Regions from separate parts of the Homo sapiens genome. Here region 2 is linked to region 1. The links are chromatin contacts, found by Hi-C or POLR2A ChIA-PET in ENCODE. All regions are on one chromosome and are shown on one strand. Each heading gives the region's core, a stretch centred on a gene start or an enhancer-like site at or near the end of the contact. The rest is flanking DNA. Distances are from core to core; before and after follow the strand shown. Region 1 overlaps FGD4 (FYVE, RhoGEF and PH domain containing 4). Region 2 overlaps DENND5B (DENN domain containing 5B).

The links. A loop is a pair of places that touch in the nucleus more often than their neighbours do. ChIA-PET counts read pairs that join two places held with the same protein, here RNA polymerase II (POLR2A). Pooled maps may share reads with other maps.
Region 2: a loop to region 1 is called in a map with no recorded cell type, with 4 times the contacts of the local background. The contact joins two enhancer-like sites. A Hi-C loop is called at or near these places in 1 of 37 single-sample maps with no recorded cell type and 2 of 50 pooled maps. POLR2A ChIA-PET finds 5 or more read pairs at or near these places in 1 of 52 experiments (activated B cell).

What each region holds. Positions count from the first base shown.
Region 1 is chr12:32,556,517-32,560,479 of GRCh38, forward strand. All of the region lies in intron 1 of FGD4 (FYVE, RhoGEF and PH domain containing 4), which reads left to right. Among named protein-coding and RNA genes, the nearest start is that of DNM1L, 120 kb to the right of the region's middle. Within about 2 kb of position 2,540, at least 3 of the 41 ENCODE cell types and tissues checked have a DNase peak (open chromatin) inside an H3K27ac peak, as active enhancers do.
Region 2 is chr12:31,403,855-31,407,865 of GRCh38, forward strand. The region is part of intron 14 of DENND5B (DENN domain containing 5B); the gene reads right to left. Among named protein-coding and RNA genes, the nearest start is that of LINC02387, 37 kb to the left of the region's middle. RefSeq lists enhancers at 1,257-1,396, 2,277-2,446. Within about 2 kb of position 2,622, at least 3 of the 41 ENCODE cell types and tissues checked have a DNase peak (open chromatin) inside an H3K27ac peak, as active enhancers do.

The DNA.
Region 1 (3,963 bases), core at 1,290-3,789:
CTTAGCATTATGTATGTCCTCAAGATTCATCCATGCTGTAGCATATGATAGAATTTCCTGCTGGGCGCAGTGGCTCACACCTGTAATCCCAGCACTTTGGGAGGCCAAGGTGGGTGGATCACCTGAAGTCAGGAGTTCGAGACCAGCCTGGCCGACGTGGTGAAACCCTGTCTCTACTAAAAAATACAAAAATTAGCTGCACATGGTGGTGGGCGACACAGCCTCCCAAAGTGTTGGGATTACAGGTGTGAGCTGCTGCGCCAGGCCTGCTTCTACTCTTTGACTATTGTGAATTAATGCTGCTGTGAACATGGATGTACAAATGTAAGGGATATGTTTTTGTTTTTTGTTTTTAAGATGGAGTCTCACTCTGTCACCTAGGCTGGTGTGCAGTGGCACAGTCTTGGCTCACTGCAACCTCCGCCTCCCGGATTCAAGCAATTCTCCCACCTCAGTCTCCTGAGTAGCTGAGATTACAGGTACCCACCATCATGACCAGCTACTTTTTGTATTTTTAGTAGAAACTGGGTTTCACCATGTTTCCCAGGCTGGTCTTGAACTCCTGACCTCAGGTGATCTGCCCGCCTCACCCTCCCAAAGTGTTGGGATTACAGGCCTGCGCCACGATGCCCAGCAGGGATATGCTTTTTTAAAAGTCTCTGTGATATGTATACTTGGTGACTTTCATAGATTTTTAAAAATATAAGTGATATATAAATACATTTTTATTATAAAAGATTTAAATGATATAGCTGTTAACAGACCAAAATATGAAAATTCTCATTCATTCTCTCACCTCACCTCCATCTGCAATTCCCAAAGTTACATTTGGTGTGCTATCTTCCCTCTCTTTCAGTACATTTCTATACATTTGTCTATAACTTATTCTTTTTAAAAACTGAGATATTATACATATTCTACAGTTTAATAATGTCTTGGAGACCTCTCAATTATTTATATTTTGGAAATATTCCCAGTCTGCTGCATATGTTCTATAGTGTTATATTTACCTTTACATGTACAGGGCTATTACTGTAGATTAGAGTCCTAGAAGTGCATGCAGTTCCTAGGTCCAAGGAACTTTCTTTAACTCTTCATCAGATTTTCTTTTTGAAGAACCTTTGTGGCTTGATAATTATGTTTCTAGAAAATTTATTATTCAGGTTTAGAAGTTTGGGGAGCTGTTTGAAATAACACTCAAATAAATTTCCTGGCTATGGATTTGTTCCCCATAGCAAGAGAGTTGTAAACTATGAGTTTTATAACCTTAATGTCTTTTTTTTAAAAAAGGCAATTGATCTCTTAATCTAGGTGTTTTAGCTAGCATATGGGAGATGTAATCTGCAATCTATGGGACAAATGGGGGAGTTTTGGGAGTTATGATAGAAGACTGTTGAAAAATGTTTTATAATAATGTTTTACAGTAGAGAAACCTGGTAGATGCCACCTCATCAGCCGACCAGGGTTAACATCACATGATAATCATATTGCTATCATGCAGTGATATTAATATAATAAAGTGAGATGGGTGCATTGCCTCTGTGATATTCTTACCCCAAACCCATAACCACAGTCTCATAATGAGAAAATAACAGAAACCCAATTTGAGGGACATTCCACAAAATACCTGACCATGTTCTTCAAAAGTGCTATGGTGCCAAAAGTCATGCAAGACAAATCTAAGTAATTCTCACAGGTTGTAGTACACTAAGGAGACAGTGAAAACTAAATGCAAATAAAGTGGTTTTTGGTTTTTTAAAGTATGTTTATCCTTATGGACAATATGCTCCCATAAAGATCGTCTACCCTAGAAAACTGTGTCTTCCCTCTTAAATCCAAGAGATGCTTGTCCCAAAGGGTGGACCCCATTGAGATCTCCTGGGCTAGAGACCCAGTGCATGGATGGATGAGACAGTATAAGCAAGACCGTATAAAGCTGTGATCTGAGCTCATGGACACTGTGGTAAGAGGTCAGGCTCGAAGAATCAGAGAACTGAGTGGATTTTGCAATGGATAGCCAAAGAGAGGGTCCAAACTTAAAATGCGAAACAATAATTCAAGAATGATTTGGTAAAATGTAATATAACAGCCTATAACAGAGTCTAGCAAATAGTAGCCAAAAGTCACCCTAACCAATCGTAGGGCATATCTACCACACAAAAGTGTGACTTAGCGCATGACTGTTTAAATGCCAAAAAAGACAGATAAAGGAAAGTTAAGCCATAGTGGCAACCTCTGCAGTTGGAACGAGGGAGCTATATCAGTCAACAGTGAGGCTAATTGAGAATATTTGAGGTTGGCGTATGTCTAGGGATTCCTATAGGAGATACAACCCAGCAAGCATAGGTCAGCAACCCAAGGTCAGAGTACAAAATGGGTTAATACTAAAAAGTGGTTAAAAAGATGACCAGTCCTCAAGAGGAGATAGTATTTAAATCGGATACCTCTCCTTCCCCATGCTAACTAACATACTGTAATTTGTTATGGCTGTTTCTAAGGTAACTGTTTATAATTATAAATCAGCCCTACTGGTTCTTCTTGATATTGTAATTTGCAATCAAAGAACCTCTAGAGTTAATGTAAAACTTCTTGAATGAGAGACCATCTGGTTACAATTTTGGTTTCAATTCCCTGTTAGGCAACTGACACCCAAATAAGGACTGTTTCCAAATATGAGTAGGCTAAGTCAGTCATAAACAAACAAAAAGTTTCAGTTTTTGTTGCTATTATCCAAGATGTTAGCAGATGAAGTGTTTAATGAAAGGGTGCTTCTTTTAGGCAAACTTCTTTTACCATGATTTGTTTAACCTATACCAGTGGTCCGTACATTTTTTTCCTGTAAAGGGCCAAATAATTATTAATAGTATTTTTAGCCTTGCAGCCACGTATGATCTCTATGTATTTGTCATTGCCTTTTTGTTTTTTTAAACAAATGTTTAAAAATGTAAATGTTCTCTGTGTCCTTCACCATGTTTTCATGCTTTGTGATAGTGGCTGAAATTTAGAGACTTGTTTTAATAAACAATGTTCTGAAATGTTGATCTAATTGCCTCTGGCAAAAGATGTGTAATCATGACTTTGATGAACTTATTTTAAAAATAGATGCACAGTTGATCTCTTATTGCACGCATTTTGGCACATTCGTGGGAGATATTCTCTGTAAACATGACACTTGCGAAACCTACCATACCCTGAAAGTTTGCTGTCTAGAAATTAAGTGCCTAGTTTTCATTCAAATTAATATTTAGGTAAGACATGTTTTATTTCTAAATAGACTGTCAAACATTTTTCATATTTTAATGTGTAATGGTGATGACCTTTTTAAAAAGACTCAACGTAATTTGTTTTCTCATTTAACCCATTAACTGCCCCCTTTGTGTAGTATTGTTGCTGCTTTCTCTTATAAATTGATGATGTCTCAGGGTCTCAATTTACAATTACATTAGTTTCTTCCTCTAGTTTGTAGTTGAGCTGTGGCTCTGCACTGTTGGGGCCTGTACAGCCATCCTTCACTAGACCCCGGGAGGTGGCCTTTAGTAGGCTCAAAGGTGGCCTTTAAGCCATTCTTAGTATCACTGTGAAAAAGCATCCAGATTTTCCCCCTGAAAGGCCAAGTGGTTGCATGATGTGTTGTGGATTTTAGGGATATACTTTGCCTATTTCACATACTTTTTTCCAAGAAGATAGATAAGCTTACACATGTAAAGGTTTCAACTGTATTTCTTCTGTTTATAATTTTATTTATTTTGAGATGGTGTCTCGCTCTGTCACTCATTTTGGAGTGCAGCGCAATGGTGTGATCACGGCTCACTGTGGCCTCAAACTCCCAGGTTTAAGCCATCCTCGCACCTCGGCCTTCTAAGTAGCTGGGACTACAGATGTATGCCACCACACCCAGTTAATGTTTTTTGTATTTTTTTGAAGAGACAGGATTTTGCCATGGCTGCCTACCTGGTCTCAAAC
Region 2 (4,011 bases), core at 1,372-3,871, 1.2 Mb before region 1:
CATTGCACTCCAGCCTGGGCAACAGGAGTGAAACTCCATCTCCAAAAAAAAAAAAAAAAAAAAAAAAAAAGTGCAGACAGGGCCAGGCACGGGGGCTCATGTCTGTAATCCTACCTAGCACCTTGGAAGGCTGAGGTGGGCAGATCACTTGCGCTCAGGAGTTCATGACCAGCCTGGGCAACAAAGTGAGACCTTGTCTCTATACAAAATAAAAAACATAATTAGCCAGGTCTGGTGGTACACACTTGTAGTCCCAGCTACTCAGGAGGATGAGGAGGGGGGATCCCTTGAGCCAGGGAGGTCAAGGATGCAGTGAACTCTGATCCCACCACTGCACTCCAGCCTGGGCAACACAGCGAGACCCTATCTCAAAACAAAAAGGGGGCAGATGGTTTAAGCACATAAGCATTTTTGTCCATCACAGCCATACATTTCTGGTTTTTTGTTTGTTGGTTTTCTAGAGACAGGATGTAGCTCTGTCGCCCAGTCTGAAGTGCAGCAGCCCAATCAGTGTTCACTGCAGCCCTGATCTCTGGGGCTCAAGCAATCCTCCCATCTCAGCCTCCCCAGCAGTTGGGACTACAGGTGCACGCTACCACACCTGGCTAACTTTATTTATTTAGAGTTTCACTCTTGTCGCTCAGGCTGGAGTGTAGTGGCACATTCTTGGCTCACTGCAACCTCTGCCTCCTGGATTCAAGTGATTCTCCAGCCTCGGCCTCCCAAGTAGCTGGGATTACAGGCGTCTGCCACCTCGCCCAGCTAATTTTTGTACTTTTAGTAGAGAAGGGGTTTTGACATATTGGCCAGGCTGGTCTCGAACTCCTGAACTCAGGTGATCCACCGGCCTCAACCTCCCAAAGTGTTGGGATTCCAGGCATAAGCCACCGCGTCCGACCTCTAGCTTTTTTTTTTTTTTTTTGAGACAGAGTTTTGCTCTTGTGGCCCAGGCTGGAGTGCAATGGCATGATCTCGGCTCACTGCAACCTCTGCCTCCCGGGCTCAAGCGATTCTCCTGCCTCAGCCTCCTGAGTAGCTGGGATTACAACTGCACACCACCACGGCCAGCTATTTTTTGTATTTTTAGTAGAGATGCGGTTTCACCATGTTGACCAGGATGGTCTCGAACTCCTGACCTCAGGTGATCTGCTCACCTCGGCCTCCCAAAGTGCTGGGATTACAGGCATGAGCCACCGTGCCCGGCCCCTAGCTAACTTTTTAATTGTTCTTTTGTTGAGACAGCATGTCACTATTTTGCCCAGGCTAGTCTTGAACTGGACTCAAGCGATCTTTTTGCCTTGGCCTCTCAAAGTGCTGGAACTCCAGGCATGAGCCACTGCACCTGGCCTGATTGTAAAATTTTAAAGTTTTTTTTTTTTGAGACACGGTCTCGCTCTGTCACCCAGGGTAGAGTGCAGTGGCACGATCTCAAGCTTACTGCAATCTCCACCTCCTGGGCTCAAGTGATCCTCCCACCTCGGCCTCCCCAGTAGCTGGGACCAGAGGTGTGCACCACTACGCCCAGCTATTTTTTTGTAGTTTTAGTAGAGGCAGGGTTTTGCCATGTTGCCCAGGCTGGTCTCAAACTCCTAAGCTCAAGAGATCTGCCTGCCTTGGCCTCCCAAAGTGTTAAGACTACCGGCATGAGCCACCTGCCATGTATGTATGTATGTATGTATGTATGTATGTATGTATGTATGTATGTATTTTTGAGGCAGAGTTTCACTCTATCTCCCAGGCTGGAGTGCAGTGGTGCAATCTCAGCTCACTGCAACCTCTGCCGCCCGGGTTCAAGTGATTCTCCTGCCTTAGCCTCCCAAGTAGTTGGGATTACGGGGGCTTGCCACCGTGCCCAGCTAATTTTTGTACTTTTAGCAGAGACGGGGTTTTATCATCTTGGCCAGGCTGGTCTTGAACTCCTGACCACGTGATTCACCCACCAAGGCCTCCCAAAGTGCTGGGATTACAGGTGTGAGCCATCGCACCTGGCCACTATTTATTTATTTTTTGAGAAGAAGTCTTGTTCTGATGCCCAGGCTCGAGTGCAGTGGGGCGATTTCAGCTCACTGCAACCTCCGCCTCCCGGGTTCAAGCGATTCTCCTACCTCAGTCTCTGGAGTAGCTGGGATTACAGGTGTGCGCCCACCATGCCCAGCTAATTTTTGTACTTTTAGTAGAGACAGGGTTTCCCCATGTTGGCCAGGCTGGTCTTGACCTCCTGACCTCAGGTGATCCGCCACCTCGGCCTCCAAAAGTGCTAGGATTACAGGTGTGAGCCACCATGCCCAGCCATTTTTTTTTTTAAGTAGGGTAGAATCAATATTTGTTGTTATCCTTGGGATTTCTGCCCATTTGATCATAAGAGGGGGTGTTAGAAGCCCTCCGTGAAAGATCTACAAGTAGGATGAAAAACATTTACTAAAGAAGGTGCCTAGATATAGCCTCACAATATGAGCTCATGGTTCAGTGCACTCTTAGATGAGGAAAACAAATGAGATAAATGGTTCATTTCCCTAATTTTACATAAAAGACTTTCTTTATGTTAGGTGAAGAGTCTCCCTTTGTGTCCTTTTATTTTGGCTTTAGGATAGGAAAATGTCAGAGAAAAGGCCATATATTCACGGTTTAGTAATCATCAGAATCAAATGGGTTTTGAAACTGAAAGCAGAAGAGGTTAGTGTTAAGACTTTATTTTAGGTGCCAGAGGCTTTTCTCATTTCTTGCACTGCTAAGAAAATCTGCAGAAAAAGGCATGTTTAGGGTCAGCAGTTCTGTGGCTGCAAAAGGCCCACAGATGCACAACAGTGATTTCATAGTTTAAGTATGAAAAAGCAATATGATTAAATTTAAAAATTTCTTTCATGAAGAATTCCTCAAATTGAAAGAGTTACTCAGATGAAGAGAAATCTACAGATATAAGGAGGATTTTAGGAATCCTCTACTGCTACTACTTCTTACTTATTTAGAGACAGTCTCAACCTGTCACCCAGGCTGGAGGGCAGTGGTGTGATCTTGGCTCACTGCAACCTCTGCCTCCCGGGTTCAAGTGATTCTCCCACATCAGCCTCCTGAGTAGGTGGGACTAAAGCAAGCGCCACCACGTCCGGCTAATTTTTGTATTTTTTGGTAGAGATGAGGTTTCACCATGTTGGCCACGTCAGTCTCGAACTCCTGACCTCATGTGATCCACCCGCCTTGGCCTCCCAAGGTGCTGGCATTACAGGTGTGAGCCACTGTGCCTGGCCTCTTCGATTTAATTAAATTAATTAATTAATTTATTTATTTATTTATTTTGAGACGGAGTCTCGCTCTGTCGCCCAGGCTGGAGTGCAGTGGCGCAATCTCGGCTGACTGCAACCTCCGCCTCCCGGGTTCAAGCAATTCTCCTACCTCAGCCTCCTGAGTAGCTGGGATTACAGGCGCCCACCACCACACCCAGCTAATTTTTGTATTTTTAGTAGAGACGGGGTTTCACCATGTTGGTCAGGCTGGTCTCTAACCCCTGCCCTTGTGATCCAACTGCCTTGGCCTCCCAAAGCGCTGGGATTACAGGCTTGAGCCACCGCGCCCGGCCCAATTTTAAAACTGTATATAACTTTTTAGTTTCTTACACCTGCAGTAACCTAATCAACGAATAGTAACTTGACAGGCATTACAGGATGGCCTAATCCCCATTCCAATTCCCTTTTCCTTTGTCTTCCGTTACCAGAGACTGGAAAGCCAAAACCTACACAATTCTGGCCAGTGAAATGTTAGTGATATTTATTGAGATTTTTTGGAAAATTATGTCTTTCTAGCACAGATCCTGCCCCTCCTTGGCACTCTCTCCTTCCTGCTGGAAGGTATGCTGAGAACAGCCATGTTGAAACCATGAGGTAACTAGCACACACAGAGCATGTCTAACAGGAAAAAGACAATGAGCCTGGGTCCGTGACAGCACTGCCCACTGCCTACTTTGAGACCTTTATTATGTAAGTGAAATTACTATGCTGTAAACCACTGGTTTTCAAG